Regions from separate parts of the Mus musculus genome. Here region 2 is linked to region 1. The links are chromatin loops, found by intact Hi-C in ENCODE. Cell type or tissue: heart. All regions are shown on one strand.

What was found. Hi-C counts contacts between places; a loop is a spot of excess contacts. Peaks named below come from ENCODE experiments on the same cell type or tissue, not always from the same donor. Only the 100,000 strongest peaks of a DNase experiment are listed, where the experiment ranks them.
Region 2: it touches region 1 in a loop (1.8-fold over the local background); 6 of 42 quality-filtered maps call a loop at or near these places.

Annotation. Positions count from the first base shown.
Region 1 is chr3:37,664,227-37,669,226 of GRCm38, reverse strand. No RefSeq gene overlaps it. Among named protein-coding and RNA genes, the nearest start is that of Gm46799, 10 kb to the right of the region's middle. In heart, no CTCF peak of the experiment used is centred here; a DNase peak (open chromatin) is centred at 2,146; H3K27ac peaks cover 736 bases; H3K27me3 peaks cover 324 bases.
Region 2 is chr3:37,744,505-37,749,504 of GRCm38, reverse strand. No RefSeq gene overlaps it. Among named protein-coding and RNA genes, the nearest start is that of Gm42210, 6.2 kb to the left of the region's middle. In heart, no CTCF peak of the experiment used is centred here; no DNase peak of the experiment used is centred here; H3K27ac peaks cover 786 bases.

The DNA of each region.
Region 1 (5,000 bases):
GCTTGTCTCATGCTCGCTGCACACTCACCCTCGAACCAAACCGAAACCAAAACCTCGATTACCAGGATGGACAGACAGAAAAGACAAAGAAGACAGAAGTGAGGTCCACGCGCTCACCTTCACGCGACCCACAACATAAAACATCAAAGGGCCAACTCACCAAAGAAAACACCGAAGGGACACAACAGCCGCACCACGAGGTCGAACCATGAGCGCAGTCCTTGTAGCAACAGGCAAAGTTGAGCCCCCATTAAAGGAGATTTGTAACTATGAAGTGGTCCGTCAACAATGCTGGGTGCCTGTGCCCTGGACAGCTCTCTGCCCGCCCCTACCTGCTCTTGGGGGTTGGGGGCGAGTTGGCACAGAGTCAACGTTGATACAGACTCCAGGAGCGCCTGAGAAATGCTGCACACTGCTGCTAAGTCCTTTAATAACCTCCACCCACATCCCCATTGGTCCCAAGAGTCGCTATTCTAAACAGCAGTTCCTGATTGGCTGGCAATTCTTGCGTTCTCACTGTCTTCAATTTGGTCCTTCTGCAGGACACGTTTTTTGTGGCTGTGTGGCCCCCATTTACAATAGAGGCAGCCCCGCCGCTGTTCCTGCAGGCTTCTAGCTCTCTCTGCTAGAAGAAGAGAAACCCAGACACCCAATCATACCACTTGGAGGTGTGTTGCCCTCCATCTTCCCTGGCCATTCCCAAACTGTCGAGCACAACTCAGGAAACCAGCAAAGGGCAGGTTTGCTTCAAACTGTTTATCTTGCCTGCTAATAAAACCTAACAGCGGTATCCACTGCTTAAAGCACATGATGGACAAACAATAGATAGATGATAGACAAACAAACGATAGAAATAAGGTAGACTAATTGACAGATGATATATGTAACTATTTTTTTTTTTGCTAGATGGCAGATAATGATAGACACACATTTCTATGTCACTATATTCTAAAAAATAGGTGTAAGTTTTTCATGTTGATTTGGGGGCGGGGAGATATTTATTCAATAAAGCATAAATGGTGAAACCTGGAAAAGGCAGAGGACAAAAATCGTTTTTTTCTTTGTAACCCCTTATATGTGTAACGTTATGAAAATGTCCATTCTTAAATGAGGATGGAAAACGAGTTAATGGGGAGTTAGTCTGGATCTCCAGGAACACTGCCACCTATGAAACAAAGCCTGAAGTTCCCTCTCTCCCTTTCATCTTTAGCTTCCTTCCTTCACATACCTTCCGGCTGCCTCAGGGGACACCAGGATCCCTATCACCTTTACAGCAGGTTCCTCTTCACATTCAAACCTAGGAAATCAGAGACAGCCGGTACATTCCGGAGTAAGCTAGAAAAGTCACATTCCTTTTAAGCCACGACAAGGGATAGGCTGCTCACAGTAAAAAAATCACGACAAAAAAACAGAAAGCCCAGAAGCTTGGAGCAAAGAAGGCAGTTTACCCTCAGACTAGGAAATGTCAAAATGAAGACGTTAATATGCTAATCAACCTCACAGTCCTCAAATCTGACTATCGCGGAAGAGTAGTGTATCCACGAGTACAGTTTAGAGCTGGAAAAGTCAACTTCTCCCATCTTCTCCTCTACCAGTTCTAACACACATCCCATGAATTTGGCACCACAGGCATCGAAGAACTGTTCTGAAAGACACAAAATCACTGGTCCTTCCCTGTATCCAGCAGGCAACAAAGTCATCCTGTATATCTATAATTAAGAAAAAAAAAATTTAGAGCCACCTTTCAAAGCACACTGAGCAAACTTCCACTCTGTGGCTTTGTACACATTTTACTTAAAATAATAGAGACCATCTGGAAAATTGTTCTTGGAGGAACTCAACAGCACTTTTGATTAATATGTTGATGTAGATCTATGTCCAGTTTATATTTTGATTAATACCTTGATGTTGAACCACACACAATTTATAATCTATCTGTATACTGTGTAACATCGCTAAAATCCTGGTGTGAGCATCTGTCCTAAAACGGCCTGCAAAGTAAACAGAAGGAGTTTAATAAGGACAAGAGCATTTTTAAATATGTCATTGTTTTTACAGCCTGCTCATTCTCACCCCCATCTCCTCCCCCACAGGCCCCCTCTGCAGACATTGTACTCCCTATGACAGCATCCCACACAAAGAAGCAACTGCCAGTCCCTGAGCCGTCAGGACACAGCCTGGCCCTATCTAATCAAGGGCAGAAGGTCACTTCCGAACAACTAGGCAATAAAAGATTATTTCCAGTGACAAAACAGAGAGGCCCAGTGGTGGGGTGGAGTGCAGGGAGGGAGGGAGGAAGGGAGGGAGGGAAGGAGGGTGAAGGGGGCGGTCGGCTGGAGGAAGCACATTGACTCTGGGCAGCAGACGGGAACCATCTGCCTCCCTCCAGACCTGTGCTGAGAGAAAAGCCTCTTTAAGGGGCCAGTGATTCTGGGCTGTGCGATTCAAACCTGAATAACATAAAACCAGCTTTCCCAGGCCAAGAAAAATGAGAGAGAGAGAGAGAGAGAGAGAGAGAGAGAGAGAGAGAGAGAGCGCTCAGTTAACAAGAGAACACACTGTTATTTGGGGGGTCAGATCAGAAAATAAGATTTTGAAGAGGAGCTGGCCAGCTGTCATTTGAAGCTGACCTTCAGCTAATATACAAGCATGCACACCGTTTTTGAGGAATATATATTTTTTTCTAATTACACTGTGTTGGTATCCTCTTGGGTCCCACAAGGATGAGTTAGCACTCATCCTCCACGCCCTTCCTCCATCTCTCATGCCCTAGTGTCTAGAGTCTTCTTACTTGGTATTATAAAGTACCTTGGACCCCTGGGAAGATGAAGGAAGTAAAAAAAAAAAAAATGCTCTTATGAATCAGCTAGGGTAGGTCTGGGAAAAGACAGAACTGCAGCCAGTATGTCTTGTTCTCTCCACCTTTCCTTCCTGTCTGTCCCCATGCGTTGTTCCCAAGCACCTCACTTCTCCAGGCTGTAGTTCTGTGTTTTTTGTTTGTTTTTGTTTGTTTTGTTTTTTACTATAGAGTAATTACCAACTGCAATAGCAAGTGCTTAGGCTTGAGACCACTGCTGACCATGGGGCTGTAAACAGCAGGTCCTAATTACAATAATCCTGAGTCACAGGACAGGAAGCCTGGCCATCCTTAGACTATTGTGTTTCCCTTCTTGGGGGGAGGGGTGAAGGGGTGTATATAACAAGGTGCTATAGTATGACGGGAGGGAGCACCTCTGCGGGACCCGCCAAGGTGTTCCCCTGAGGAATCAGCCATGCAACGGGCCTGATATGAAGGTTTATCGGTGCTGTGGGGAGCAGGTCTGGGAAAGGGGTAGAGGCAGAGAAAGTAGAGAAACAGAGAAGAACAGGGAGAAGAGAGAGGGGAAGAGGCTGACTGTGCACAGACAGTGGCAATGCAAGCTGGTGCTAGGTTGGAGCCTAAAGGAATTGCTGGGGGTTGGGGGGAGAGATGCAGGATGCCACCAGAGATGGCCACTCATACACAGTTTATAGCCAATTAGAAGTCTTTATTCCAGTTGTTTGAGACTACAGCCAGGTACTCTAGACCTAACTGTAGTCCTGAGTGTCCAGCACACAGGGGCAGAAACCATGTCCTGGCATCTCTCACAGCAGCTGCTGCTTTGAACAAGCAAGCAGTTTAACAGAAGCTGAAAAAAGCGGTTAGCCAGCAAGGATTGGGTCAGGGTGGAAGAGGGTAGCACAAGCAGACAGTTTCTTAACAGAAGCTAAGATAAATCAGCTGGGGCACCTTGACCTCAGGTTCCCAGAATAGAGTTGGGTACTTTTCCGTGAGATTCTCCTTAAGTAGAGATCAAATCTATTTAAACCTGAAATGGCCTCAGCAAGAATACAGGGTGGAGGGGTGCCTCTATACTCTCTTGCTCCATTATGTTAGCATGCCAGCTAGTGGGACACTGTGGAGGTACTATAAATATAAGCATCTATTGAAAAACAAAATATGGGATTTGGCTTGAATGTCCATCAGGTCACCTAACAAGCCTTGCTAGGAAGGAAATGGCATTCCAATATTACTTTGAAGACAGCTGAACCTTTGTCCCCACAGAGCACACTGAGGGAAGACTGGATGGGGTGGGCTTCATTTGAGTAGGAAACAGAAGTACAGAGACCAGAGAACTTCCTGTCTGAGTTTCATGTAAGAGAAGAAAAGTAAAGAACTTTGTACATCACCAATGCATCTTATGAATAAATAGCAAGTACCATTCCTCAGTCGCTGCCCAACAGGTGTGGTCGGGTTGACACCAAGGATCTGTCTCATCAAGGAGTTTGTCTGCACTCGGACAACAGGCAAAGCAGGTCAGATGCACAGTCAGGAAACACCACCAGTGGGACAGCACAGGAAGAACAAGAATCTGAACAAACCCTGGAGGTACAATGATACCCTCACACACTCCTGTCAGATGACAGAGCAGAGCAGCCACTCCAGAAAAGTGTGAGGTTCACTCAAAAGAAACTATGGTTTTGTGATATGACCCAGCAACTCTACTCAACAGTACCAGAAGCAAGAACTCAGGCGTGATCAGCCCTGAGCTTATAACAGTATTCACGACAGCCAACCTGTAAATGCCCCCAAACGGTATTTGAGGGATAAAGATCCAGGATGTGATATCCACACACAATTCAGTACCACTTGGCCCTTCACAGAGGAGATGCTGGCTCTAGCAACCGCATGAAGAACTTGGAAACCATCCAATTAAATGCAAGAGGCCAGACACACGTGTAAAATTATTGAAGATTCTATTTGTGTGAGAGCACCAGATTTGAAGAAATGAAAGCAAAACAGTGGATGCCAGGGCCTGGGGTGACTCCTCAGAGCTAACACTTAGTAGGTCAGCATTACAGTGGCAGAGAGCTCAGTGTCTGACAGTATTTGCTTCCTGTGCAAAGGACATGAGTTTGGTTCTTAGAGCTCATACCAGGCACTCACAACTGCCTGTAACTCCAGCACCAGGGGAACTAAC
Region 2 (5,000 bases), 80 kb before region 1:
ATTTTTAACATCAATGGGCAAAACATCCTAAACTCTATGGCCTGCAAGTTCAAAGTCAAGTACCCTGAAGGTGTGTCTCAGAAGTCTCCTTATTCCCCAGAGCAATTTTACTCGTAACACTCTAGAATTGAAAAAAGCCAAACTATAGATTCTCTGAGGTCCTGACTAGGCTTTCTTTCTACTTGGTGCACAATGAGAATGATGATAGTTCTCTCTCTTCCCTCAGAAGAGTTGACAATACCAGAACTTTGAGTTGGGAGAATCTGACTTCAATTCTCTGAATTCAGTAGGTGAAATTAGGCCCAAGCACACAGCCAGCTACAGACTGAAACTCGATTAGAACTCTGATCTTCTTCCCTCGTCAAACTTTCTTCACCACATCTCCACAAGTCGGGTTTTTCTTCCTTATCAGATTCATCCACAGATGAGTTCTTGGTGAAGAAACACTAAAAGGAGGCTTTGCGGTGGTATCAGAAGTCAAACTCTAGACCACTAAGCCCTGAGCGAAAATCCTATCCCCCTTGATCAAGCTGGTCAGGACTCAGGATCAATGGCAGTTCCCAAGCCATCCCCTGCACCGGCTTAAGCTAAGAGGAGTTAGAGCCATTTGTCTGGAAAGACACTGGCTTCTTTATTTGATGGCTGCCCCCACCCCCTGGCCCTTCTGCTCCCTAAAGTGTGTGGTAGGGAACAAGACACAGGATGCCTTCCATATAATGACTGTGGTCTGCCTGAAATAGGAAGCACATGCACTTGTACCATCTTGATTTGGAGCTAACTTTAGCTCCATGGCTTCTTTTTAAGTTGGCCTAGCCCGACTGGGCACATCAGGGTTTGGTCTAAGAAGTTTTAAAAATAGAATTCACAAAACCACAGTGTTGAACCAAAATTGTTCAGATGATGGTAGGAAGCGATTGAGATGCTCTTGGTGACATTGCCAGGAAGAGGCCTCTCAAGCGCACAGTGGCAGCTGGGAAGCCACAGGGATGAATGGATTCGCTCATCGGTGTGAGGGCAACAATGGGCCCTGTGTGGCGCCTTCGCCGTGGTTATGGAAGTAGCAAGAGTTTCCCATAATCCTTCATCAACGGTGGCAGTGTATTCCAGCCACATGCTGGGGACAAGTGTGACAAAATTTTCTTGCCAGCTTGTAGGTGCTGCCCTCTCTTCCGTCTAGCTCTCAGAATCAGAGGAGTGTCTAACCACAGTTCACAATCCGCAGAACAGCTACCAAGGGCAGCTCAAGATCCCAGCCTGCTACTTCTCTTCAAATCTAGGTTTCAATCTTGGTTAATGTTTGCCCAGAAATATGTAATTGCGGACTTCCTCCTCATAAACCCTTCCAGCACACAGACTACTGAGCTAGCACGCTGTTATTATCGTTCTGCCTGAGGCTAAAGCAGGGCGTGCCTTTCTGGTTCCAGTGTAGATAGCCAGGCCCCTGCAAGGAGGTCTGCATGGCTGGTTGTAGCTTAGGGGAAACGGCCATCTTGCCTATTTCCCAGAATGTCACGACTCTTCACCTTCAAATAAACAAAATGTAACCAGTTCCTTGCCTAGAAAGTCACCACTGCCCTTTTCCTGTTTGTGTGGAGAGTGCCTCCTTCACTCTGCCAAGTTGATTCAGAAGGGCCTGCTCCCTTCCCCTCACACAACTAACTTGTGGGGGAGGAGAGCCTCCATGAGGAGGCTCTCTCTCTGCCTCCCTAGAACAGGAAACAAATACCGTTGGAGCTCGCTGAAAACTCTCCCTGCCATCCTGCCTCTCTCTGCTTCTGCTCACTCAAAAGGTTCACATGATTCTCCTAACCTTTGCTCTCTTAGCTAAAGGGACTTTCTTATAGATCACCACATTCACAGCGGTCAGTAGTTACCTCCAGTCTATACACTTGAATAATCTCTTTATCTTAAGGTATAGTGTACATATCACATTTTTCCTTTGTACTGTACTGTTCGGGGCATTTTTACAAATGCATACAGGCACATACCCACCCCACAACTGGAGTCAACTCCTCCCCTAACCACAACCCCGGGGCAACCATTATTTTCTGTTCCCGAAGCTCTTTCTGCACTCAGCCTTTGGATGATAGCTTCTTCCGCTTAGCACAGTGTTTGAGTCACGTCTATGCTGTTGCCATAAAAGCATGTATGCTTCACAGTTGGGCTCCTTGCACTTACAAGTAGCCATCTACTCCTTTATATTTGGATCATTTCCAGTTTGGGGCACCATTGAAGAAACACCTCTAAACCATCACATTCTGCTTTACTGTGAAAGTAAATTTTCTCTTCTCAGTTATTGGAAAAGAGTGGTCACCAAGAAGCAAGCTGAGCAGTAAACTGCTTGGCAGTAAACATCTCCTCCTGAGTCACATTGAACTCAACTTGGGAAAAGTATATTAAGGGTTAGGCTGTTGATCTTTGTATAAGAACACATGTATGGAGTTCTTAGCTCAAGGCTGTAAATCTAGCTCATCAAAAAAGATTCTGCAACAAGAATCAAGCATTCTCTGTGCATTCCTATGTAGGCAATGGGGGGCATTTTATCACTGTGTCTACAAATATATGTTCTGATATTGAATGATCCCTGATTGAATCAAAGGGCCCAAATATACCATAAAGCATTACATTCTTTCTCAGGGGCTGAATGATGGTTCCCTCAGTAAAGTGTTCCTGAGGACCTGAATCCCAACCTCAGAACCCAAGTGAAGAGTCATGAATGGCAGCAGGATTTTTCTTTTAACACCATTGCTGAGGAGGTGTGAATACGAGGATCCTAGGAGCACGCCTGGGCGAGTCAACCGAGCCTAACTGGGGAGCTAACCCAAGTTCAGCAAGAGACCTTGTCTCAAAAATAAAGGTTGATGGCTCCTGAAGGATGGCACCCAGGGTTGACCTCTGGCTTCCATACACACATGCACCCAACTCCCCACCCCACAGGTGCACATACACATAAACATGCACACATACATACACACAAAATTAATTGTTCAATGTTAAATTAAAATTTCATTTTAAATGCAACTTCTTTTCAAGCATAATTGACCTCAAACTTATCAATTAGCATGTGTGGCTTACAATGTATTATATCTGTTGACCTGTACTTTGTGGATTTCACAGATACAATTGCCACACTCTGAGGGAATTTCTTCTAGTAAAAGAAACAAGAAATTAACATGAAATTCTAACGAAATTGCAAAATAGTGTTGACTATTAGTTAAAGGCCAAAGGCAGAAAAACAACGGGTAAGGTATGAGATAAGACTCCGTACAGACTTACTGCTGTTTGTTGAATATTCCTCTATTAACAATTCAAAAGTACAGTAATGAGAACAGGAAATAGAAACAGGCCAGGCAGGGCAAGGACCCCAAAAGCAGCAGTTCTGAGAAAGTCCTTGCTGGAGGCAGGAATGTCAAGGACTAAGGCCCCTGCTTCTTTGAGAGCTCCTAATGAGTAGCTCTGCTGTCCATGTTCATCTTCAGAAGGCTGTTCGTGAATACTGGCTAAAACAAGAGGAGATACATGAACTAAGAGGAGAACATGATACATTCTCCACAGTAAAGCAGTGTGATGGTTTGGAATCCAGGTAGGGCTACCCTGGCTGACCAGTTCATCCCCTCCCCAGCTCATCTGCCTCACCTCAGTTTCTTCCATAAGGCTTTCTAAAAGCCTCCAGACTCATATGACCTGAAAGTCCCCCACCCCTCCCTGAGTACTAGCTCTCATAATACTAGACGACCTCATATAAGCTCCAAGGGAGGAAAGCAAATAACAGAACTACCCAGTTATGACGCATATGAACCACAACCAACCAACATGATAAAATAATCATAGGGGCGCAGTGGTGGCATGCATATCTTGGCAGTAACCAACAACTCTCTAACAAGACCTGCTGAACAAGAGGGCAAACATGCTTGGTACTGGACACCTAGCAGAAACTACAGCGACCACTGTCCTAAAGCAGCATAATCCATAACTACCCTCCAAATATTTAACCCATCTGCCTACGAGTAGATGTGATTCTAACTCTTCACCAAATAAACTTCTCTTTGCAACAGAGACAATTGCAGAAAAGCACAACCCATCAAAATGCAAAGAACAAGAGATTGTGTGCTGCCTAGTCCCAAATAATACATCTACAACACAGCTCCTGCACCTAAGCCTCAGGTTCGTTGTAGAAAGGAGGCAGAAAGACTGTAACAGCCAAAGTAATGGGAACTTTACTGTGAGACGGCATCTCCTAGAAATGTCAGAAAGGGTGCACCATGAAGTCTCATCAACATGGCTGACTAAATAAGACTTGAACAATGACACCAATGGATATGCTAACATGGAAGGGGGAAGGCTCAAGACACCTCAGCTCTAAATAAAGAACTCCAGCAGGAATTCTGTGAGTCGGAGAAATAGTCTTACACAATGGAATCATATACATACAAGTAATATTTTATGAATTGTGCAGGGTATATTTATGTGCTTAGGGATATATACACATATATCTCCCTAAATACGAGTATACGTGTGTGTGTATACATATATAATTGTGTGTGTGTATATATATATATATATATTTTTTTTTTTAAAGAAAAAGAGGCCATGAATTTGAGAGAAGCAAGAACAATGGCACATGAAAGAGTTTTGAGGGAAAAGGGAAAGGGGAGAAATGATATAATTATATAATTATATAAACTTAATATTAAAAACTTAACATCCGGGCTGGTGAAATGGCTCAGTGGGTAAGAGCACCCGACTGCTCTTCCAAAGGTCCTGAGTTCAAATCCCAGCAACCACATGGTGGCTCACAACCATCTGTAACGAGATCTGACTCCCTCTTCTGGAGTGTCTGAAGACAGCTACAGTGTACTTACATATAAATAAATAAATATACATAAAATAAAAACTTAACATCCCACCAGCAGCTCTATGGTATCCCACATCCCTCAGACACCTACTACAATACAGAAGCTCTGCTCTCCCTCTCATCTTTTGTTTTGGGGGAAGGCATA